Regions from separate parts of the Homo sapiens genome. Here region 1 is linked to region 2. A link is an interaction called in ENCODE POLR2A ChIA-PET data of the cell type or tissue named here. Cell type or tissue: MCF 10A. All regions are shown on one strand. Each heading gives the region's core, and the rest is flanking DNA. Links, peaks and the distances in the headings are about the cores only. Region 1 has its middle 290 kb from the start of LINC01449. Region 2 overlaps LINC01449 (long intergenic non-protein coding RNA 1449).

Evidence for each region. Peaks named below come from ENCODE experiments on the same cell type or tissue, not always from the same donor. Only the 100,000 strongest peaks of a DNase experiment are listed, where the experiment ranks them.
Region 1: POLR2A ChIA-PET joins it to region 2 with 5 read pairs; 2 of 35 experiments call an interaction of 5 or more read pairs at or near these places.

The regions. Positions count from the first base shown.
Region 1 is chr7:41,389,214-41,393,616 of GRCh38, forward strand. No RefSeq gene overlaps it. Among named protein-coding and RNA genes, the nearest start is that of LINC01449, 290 kb to the left of the region's middle. In MCF 10A, for the core only: no CTCF peak of the experiment used is centred there; no DNase peak of the experiment used is centred there.
Region 2 is chr7:41,114,462-41,118,864 of GRCh38, forward strand. All of the region lies in intron 3 of LINC01449 (long intergenic non-protein coding RNA 1449), which reads left to right. It overlaps LOC105375241 (a long non-coding RNA gene), which reads right to left. Exons shown (of 4, transcript XR_927190.1): 3 at 474-648. Among named protein-coding and RNA genes, the nearest start is that of LINC01449, 15 kb to the left of the region's middle. In MCF 10A, for the core only: no CTCF peak of the experiment used is centred there; a DNase peak (open chromatin) is centred at 2,520.

The DNA of each region.
Region 1 (4,403 bases), core at 250-4,249, 270 kb after region 2:
TGGATGGGTGGATGGATGGATGGATGGATGGATGGATGGATGGATGGATGGTTGGATGGATAGATGGATGGATGGATGGATGGAGGATGTGGGCTCCTACTTCCACCTCAGACTGCTGCTTGTTGTACCCCTCTGAGCTCCTGGGACCTTGTTTGTCTAGGAGCATGTAGATAAGTGCTCAGAAAAAAGCACTTGAAGTGGGCCTTGAAAGACTGCGGGGGTTTTCAATAATTGAGAGGTTAGCGAGAGGACATCCTGGAGGAGGGGAGTGTTTGGTGTTGTATTTTACGGCATACTAACAAAAGTGGAAAGAACCATCTTGGGAAAGTGAGCCTTGGTTGATGAGAACCCAGGATTCAACTTGGGAAGATGTAGAAAATCACACCGCCTAGCCAGGACAGTGAATCGGGCATGGTGAGATACTTTCTACAGATTGTCAGTATCTTCACCACAATGCTCCAGGAAGGCATTACTCCTCCCACTTTCCAGATGGGGAAACTGAAGCTCAGAAAATTTAAATCACATAACTAGGTCAAGATTCAGAGTCCAGTGGAATTAAATTCATGTCTGCCAGTGTTCTTTATTCTGCACAATCTTCAACTCACTACTTAATTGCCTCCTTAAAGTCTTCAAAAAAAGAGACTTGATCTTAACAGTTTTAGACTGAGGGATGGGGAAGCATAACAAATGGTTTTTGGATGGAATATTAAAAGAATCCATTTCCCCTTAATTCACATAATGAAAAAGCTTCAGAAAATTATTATTTGAAGGTAAATCAGTGGTCTTAAGTTATCAGGAAAGTAGAATTTACTTTCCACATAAAGTTTCACTACTTGTTGCTTTGCTGACTACTGAATTTTTTTTAGAGCTTTTTAAACCCCAACTTCTAGTTTGAAAATGCTTCATTTGGCAAGTCGGAGAATCAGTTCTTTCATTCAACAGTGAGACATCAATATTTTATTCTTTGGTCTTCCTGCATTCTTGATCTTTACAAGGGGAGGCCCATGGATTCCCAGAGAGGTGGCGAGCTCCATGGAACCAGAAATATTCCCCAGCAAAGCGGGGGATGCTCAGGGTATCTGTATTCCATGGAAGACCATGCTAATAGATTTCACTGGTCACTTCCAACTTCAAGATTCCATGTTTCTTTCCAAAATATTGCTCACATGTGTAAGGTTTGGAAAGAAAATTGTAAATTATGTAGTTTATTTAGAGCTTAAAACACATGAAGTGGAGTAGTAAAAAATAAAAGGTTAAAAAAGTAAGAGGAAGGCAGAGTAAAATGGTATATGTATATTATATATTTAAAGAAGAAAAATGTGTTGAAGACTTTGGATAGAAAGCAATTTTAGGCAACAAAAGCCACTGAAGAACAGGGGAGATATGATAGTATTTGGATTGAGAAAGATGACTAGAAAGACACTATAAGTGCCTTATACAAAGGGAGGGTGAGTCGAAACCTGGTAATTGGGATTTGGTATTATCAGATTCCTGCTTCTATTTCCAGTGTGAGATTGCATGAGAAGACTTTTAAGTCTTTAAAGTGACATGCTAATTGTATCCCTGAGAAGATATAATGCTCACTAGCGCAGTGGCTCACTCCTGTCATCCCAGCACTTTGGGCGGCTGAGGCAGGGGGATCACTTTAGGCCAGGAGTTTGAGAACAGCCTGGCCAACATGGTGAAACACCGTCTCTACTAAAAATACAAAAATTAGTTGGGCATGGTGGTGCATGCCTGTAATTCCCGCTACTTGGGAGGCTGAGACATGAGAACTGCTTGAGCCCAGGAGATGGAGGTTGCAGTGAGCCGAGATTGTGCCACTGCACTCCAGCCTGGGTGACAAAGCAAGGCTCTGTCAAAACAAAACAACAACAAAAAAGATATAAGGTTCTAGACAAACTTTCAAAGTATCTGTTCGGGTGCTGTAAAATAAGACCTTGAATGTGAATGGTTAGCAAATGTGCCCTGTTACACACCAGCATTGGAGTATTACTATATGTTTCATCAATTCTTTTTTTAAAAGAAACAGTTATATTGAGGTACAATTTATACACTGTAAAATTCACCCAGTTTAGATCTACAGTTCAATGAGTTTTAGTAAATTTTCATAGCTATGCCACCCTTGTCATAATCCGTGTATAAAATATTTCCATCACCCCAAAAGTTCTGTTTTGCCTGTTTGCAGTCAATCTCAGCTCCCGCCATGACCCCTGGCAACCGCTAATCAATTCTTAATATTAAGGGCATGGTGGCATTTCACAAGCCATGTGAGATTATGTGCATGTGAGAGAGAGAGTAAGACTAAGACACACACACACACACACACAAACACACATACAATATAAAGAGCTGAAATAAGTCACCAAAATAATTCTGTATATTTAACTGTTTTCATGATGTGTTTCTGCTTACAGTCTCAAAAAAGCTCCCACTTTTTCAAATGTTATGGGAAAAGATTGTTTCAAATTTTATTTTATTTCTTAATGCTCACATTGATTTCAGTATTTAAGGAGTAATTTTAAAGTTGGTTTTTTTTTTATTTCTTGCAGTTAGGATTGGGACCTCACTTTTTAAACAGAATCTTAAGTTGGACCTCAATATATAAAACAGATAACGCTGAGCAGCCATCAAGAAGAGAGGAAGGAGACCTGAAATACCAGTCTCTTGGACTTCCCTTCCAGGTCCTCTGCTGCTCCTTCAGCTCCCCTCCTGCGGACCAGGTGGCCCCCCTCAGAATGTCATTCACTCAGGCCTCCTAAAATGTCAACATTCCCCAGGGACAGAGGCCTTTCCTCTGGCTGGGTCACATGATCAGGTGATTCAAAAGGCGGGATGGGGTTTCCTGAAAATACCTGTCCTCTCTAGAAAATGTAAAAGCATCACTTTGCTTTTAAGGGATGTCATTACAAACTTTATTCACATGTTGTGAATAATCCCTTGCTTTACTTTCTAAGTGTTAACCATTCCCATTTTTAGTAGATTTGATTTAAGCTTACTGTAATATGCAAATTCCTGATAAGCACCTACTTTCAAGTACTATTAACATGATATTTAATCTCTCGTGTGTGTGTGTATGTGTATGTGTGTATGTGTGTATATGTATATATATATGCATAGAGAGAGATGGTTATTTTTAAACTTCATGATTATGAGGTTTTTCTCTTTTGACTTAATGATTGAACAATGTTCATGCATTCTTGTTTTCTGGCATAAACTCCATTTGGTCATAGGGAGGAATTCATTTAATTTATTATTAAATTGTATTTCTGGTTATTTTCTTCACTACGAATGTAGCTATATCCATGTTCATATTGTTGTTATTTTTATTGGAAGTGTATGTGCCCAGCTTTCAGTATAAATTATGTTCACCAAGAATTGGAAAGCTTTCTCATACTTTTTTCATGGAACAGTTAAAAACCATGGGAATCACCTCTTCCTTGAAATTCTGAAAGAGGATACCTGTGAAACCGCTGGGACCTGACATTGTTTTTGGAAATAATTTCTTGGCAAGTTCTTCTGTTTTTTTTCTTTTACATTGTTATTGGCCCATCAGCCTAACAGGTTGTCTATTTCTTCATGTTTGTATGTGTGTGTGTGTGACCTTCCATAATTTTATTCTTTCAAAAAAATTTTCAAATATATTGTGATAAACTTCACATTGTATTTTTAAAAACTATTACCCATATCTATATTATATATTCTTTTCTATTTATTATTAAGGATGCTTCCTTGTCATTTGTTTTCCTCTTTTACTCCATTGGTTAAATTAATTTGTCTACTCACATTAATTTGTCTAAGATGTGTCTTTTTTGTTTTTCTTTTTCTTTTTTCTTTCTTTCTTTCTTTTTTTTTTTTTTTTTTTTTTTTGAGGCAGAGTCTCTCTCTGTCACCCAGGCTGGTGTGCAGTGCCACGATCTCAGCTCACTGCAACCTCCACCTCCCAGGTTCAAGCGACTCTCCTGTGTCAGCCTCCCGATAGCTGGGACTACAGGTGCATGCCACCACGCCCAGCTAATTTTTGTATTTTTAGTAGAGACGGGATTGCACCATGTTGGCCAGGCTTGTCTCAAACTCCTGACCTCGTGATCCACCTGCCTCGGCCTCCCAAAGTGCTGGGATTACAGGCTTGAGCCACCACGCCTGGCCTTGTTTTTCTTTTTTAAAGAACTAGTTCCTAGATTTGTCAATTGATTGGTTTTCTATTATCTATGTCACTGAATTGTACTTTTTTATTCATTATTTCCTATTTCCAATATGATCTAGATTTATTTTGTTATATATTTTTAAATATCTTAAATTTCATTCTCAGTTACTTTATTTTATTATTTCATTTCTATTAATGATACTATTAATGGCATGAATTTGCCTCTGAAAAGAGCTTTAGTACAATCCTGTAATCC
Region 2 (4,403 bases), core at 103-4,102:
CACTACTTATTGCTTGCCTAGAAAGGAGAAAGCAAGGAACCAAGAGGAAATCATCACATTCAGTAAGCATTTCTAGCAAAACTAATAAAGTAAGCACATTTGCATAAAGAACATGGCCTAAAAATTAGCAAAGGCCATGGATTCCACCCAAGGTAAGTATTTTATCTCAGTGTCAAATACATGTATAAACCAATTAGCATAGGACTTCGTATACAGAGTAATAAATAATACCTATATTTTTCATTGGGATTATATATGAAAGGACCAAAAGATGAAATATTTGACCCTTGGTAATGTGTGAATGTTAATGAAAACTCTTTCTGCAGACCCGATTGTCTATCTGATGCTAATAATAGGTTTATAAAGGAAAGTGATTTTACCTGTCTGGCATGAATTCCTGGCTTGACAGTAAACATTGTTTGAAATGTACTTAATAGAGTGCCTTCAAAAGAAATTTTGTACTGTCAACTTACTTTTACAAGTAATTGGAGAAGATTGTTATCACCTGTCACAGGAAATCTTTAAATGAGAAGGGTTTATTCCAGGAAGAATGCAGTGTTCATCTGTAGAACGTTTTGCTCACCCATATAGTTTCTGGGTTCCACCATGGTCTTCACTGATGATGGCCCATTGTGAATTGTGGAAATTCTGTACAATGAGATAATGTCTCAGATTTGGATCCAGAGAAAACTCTAAGAGCAATCCTGGGACAGAGCTGGTAAAAGATTGGAAAAGTGCCCGTCTCAGTCTGTAGGGAAGGCACATCTTCACAGGAAAGAATGAATATAATTCTTCTGCACACTCACTCATCAAAGAACTAGGTAGAGACCCATGAGGATACAAAGCATTGTTTAATCTAAGCAATGTCAAATTTAGTCAATCCCCGGCAGCCCATAACGATAGCCAAGCATAGCCTCATTCAGACATAAACAGGCTCAATTTTAGAACTAATACAAATTTAGATAAGCAGGATATTCTTAGGTTCCTCACAAACAGTTAGAAATGGAAGATAGTTTATTACTGTCCTATCCCTGAGCTTGGAGGTGGACAGGGGGCTGGGTATCCGTGAGAGTGTGCTACTTCAGCTTTACTTCCTAATCCCACTGTGATGCAGACTGTATGGCTGGCCCTTCTGCTCAGCCATCATTTTTTTCTTACTGATTCCTTCACATAACTGAATTAGGGATCTGAAAAGTTTCTCTAATTCTGAGAGATCCAGGCTCATCTATGAACCCTAGGCATATTACATTTCACCATTATTTGGAAAAAAGAAAGAAAAGCATAGTAAATATACGAAGAGCTAAGAGGACAGAAGAATCATTTTGGGCTAGAACATTCAGAAAAATGCTCCCAGAGGGAAAATAATATGTATTGGGTTTTGAAGGATAGATAAAAGCTGATAATAAAGACATTCTAAGAAAGCAAATGATGAAAGAGAAGAGAAATCTGATTTGCAGGGAATAACTAGGAAGAAAATACTAGTGCTCAGGAAGTTGATTTTGTTTCATCTCTACTTCCTCAGTGAGGAGCAACACCTAGACACTCTTACTATTTTCTCCAGCAACCTTATGAGACCAATATTTATTTATTTATTTATTTATTTATTTTATCAGAAGAGAGGACATTATGTTCATGATTGCTTCTTTTCAGGTAACGGTTTTAGACTTATGTCAATTACATTCCCCGAATCCTGGTGAAGCATGTTTCATTATCCTTAAACATTGTGCCAATTATCGAGCTGTTGTCTTTCAGTTTCAAATTCACCCTTCTGCTATCAGCTTTGGGAAAGTGAGCCTGGGATTCTGAAAACCACTTTTCTGCCTGGTCGGAGGGTACCATATTAGACTCTGCCAGTGCAAGGACTGGGGGAGACTGTAGAGCTGGAGCAGGGAGAAGGACTTGCTCGTTCCTGTCTGATTCTTGCTCCAATGCTTCTTCACTCTAGCAGTGAGGTTGCCTTTCTGGAGCAGCAGCTGAATCTAGCTAGCAGTTTTTCCAACTCAGAATCAGGCTTACGAAATTCTTCTCAGAGACACCAGCAATACACTGGGCCTTCTTGTAGGCCTGGATTCCCACACCACAGAGCTACCTCTCCAAGCTTCTAAGGGTTGAAAGTTCCAGCTTCTTTCCTTAATTCCCCAGCCCTATGGGTGGTGGCTCTTTCTTGCGGTTGTGCCCTCCATGATACCTTAGAATCCTCCTTTCACTCTCTCAGTTCTTCTATACATAATTAACAGTTCTTTATATGAAATTCTCTCCATTAAAATAACCTGAGTGATTTCAGTTTCCTAACTGGACCCTGACTGAATCACAGATGAAGAACCTAAAACTTAAATAGATTATTTAGTTAATTAACTTTTTTAAGTTTCCACAACTAACTTGTAATGCTGGTGGTCTAGATTTGAACTACAGCTCTTCTGACTAATGTCTTACTCTTTTAGCCCTCACTATAATTAGCCTCCAGCTAGACACCTGCAGAGACACAGCATTTTTTTCCAACTATTGCAACCCACTTGAATTAGTCAAGACTTTTATGGTTTTAGGTGGTAGAAATCCAAACAGAGCTAGGTTAGCACAAAGGAAGAATTTCTTGACTCACATAACTATATGTTGGGAAACGAAAGGGTAGGAGGGGGATTCTGCTGAATGTATGGCCAGGCCTTAGCCCTGTACCTGGGACAGAGGAGTCTCTCTTCCCTACCCTCAGCCTCCACTACAATATACACACATGCCCACATCTCTCCTTCCTGTTTCATTTTTTCAGATTGCAGGAAACCCACCTGCTGGGTTATATGTTCCAATTTCACCACCAGAGAGACCAAAGACTTGTTTTTTCTCCCTCTGATCCCAAGCTCAAAAATCCCAGGAAAGGGATCTGCTGGTACATTTTGGATCAGGAGTTCATACCTGTTCCAATCACTGATGAATGGTTGTAGGGAAAGGCTAGAGGGTGACACCAATGCCTTTCCAGTTTGGAATAGGTATCTTTTCCCAGTGACCATAAATAGTAGTCAAGGGGAAGGATTTATAAACCAAGAGAAGCTCCCACGTAAACCCCAAAGTTAAAATAGAGGAAGGATTTCCCAGCAGAAGCTTGTATGCTAGTCTAGGCAAGCAAAACAATAGATGTCTAATATCTTACTCTTGCTATAAACTTTGCATTCTTACTCTGCATGCCTACGGTACAATAATAAATCACATCTATGTTTTGTAGAAACAAGCTATAGATCATTGCTAATTAAATGCATGGGTTGTTTTGGTAAGTGACTAGTCCTGCAAATACTGGATTTTGAAATGTCTTCCTTTTCTTTTTATAATGTTGCTATGAAGTCTTTCATAATAGTTTAAATGTGTTAATGAATCAATATATAGTCATAAGCCTCAAACACTAAAGATCTTTCAGTCAGTATTACTGGGGCCAACTCTGACATTCATAGGATGACAAGAATTTATTTTAAAATAAATTAACACCCTTTGGGAGGCCGAGGCTGGTGGATCACGAGGTCAGGAGTTCGAGACCAGTCTGGCCAACATAGTGAAACCCTGTCTTTACTAAAAATACAAAAAATTAGCTGGGTGTGGTGGTGTGGGCCTGTAATCCCAGCTACTTAGGAGGCTGAGGCAGGAGAATCACTTGAACCCCGGAGACGGAGGTTGCAGTGAGCCGAGATCGTGCCGTTGCACTCCAGCCCAGGCGACAATGTGAGACTCATCTCAAAAAAATAAACAAATGATAAATAAATTAATTAACAAATACTAAGCACCGTGTCTTAGGTGCTGGTTTTGGAGTTTTACATTTTATTAGCACCACAATGACCCTGTGAAGTGAGCATGATTGTTCCCTCTTTTCAGAGGAGGAAATTAAGGCTTGGTGAGAGTAAATCACTTACCCAAATTGATGAAATTAGTAGGCAGTCAATGCAGGGGATTATAATGTAGATCTAAAGGATTTAAAGCCACATTTTATGTGCACTACATCAGGTTTTCCTCACTGAGCTCTGTGGAGTGCAGTTTTTGGCAGAGACACCTCAGGGGCCACTACGAGCTCCAGTCAGCTGGACTTGGGCATCTGACTTCACCTTGCCCCCATCTCTGCATCAGAGAGCAGCTCTGCCTTCATACTGTGTTAGTTCAGGGCTTCTTTTGAGGCTGTCTTTAAAATAAACTAAACCATGGTAACTTTATACTAGCAGCATCTCTGCCCTCCACTCACTAGATGCCAGCAGCACTCCCTTCTCTAGTGGCAGCAATAAAAAATGTCGCTTTGGCTGAGTGCAGTAGCTCATGCCTGTAATCCCAGCGATTTGGGAGGCTGGGGCCAGGAGTTTAAGACCACCCTGTGTAACGTGGCCAAGACCCCTATCTCTACAAAAAAAAAGTTTCCAGATGTGGGATTGGTAAAT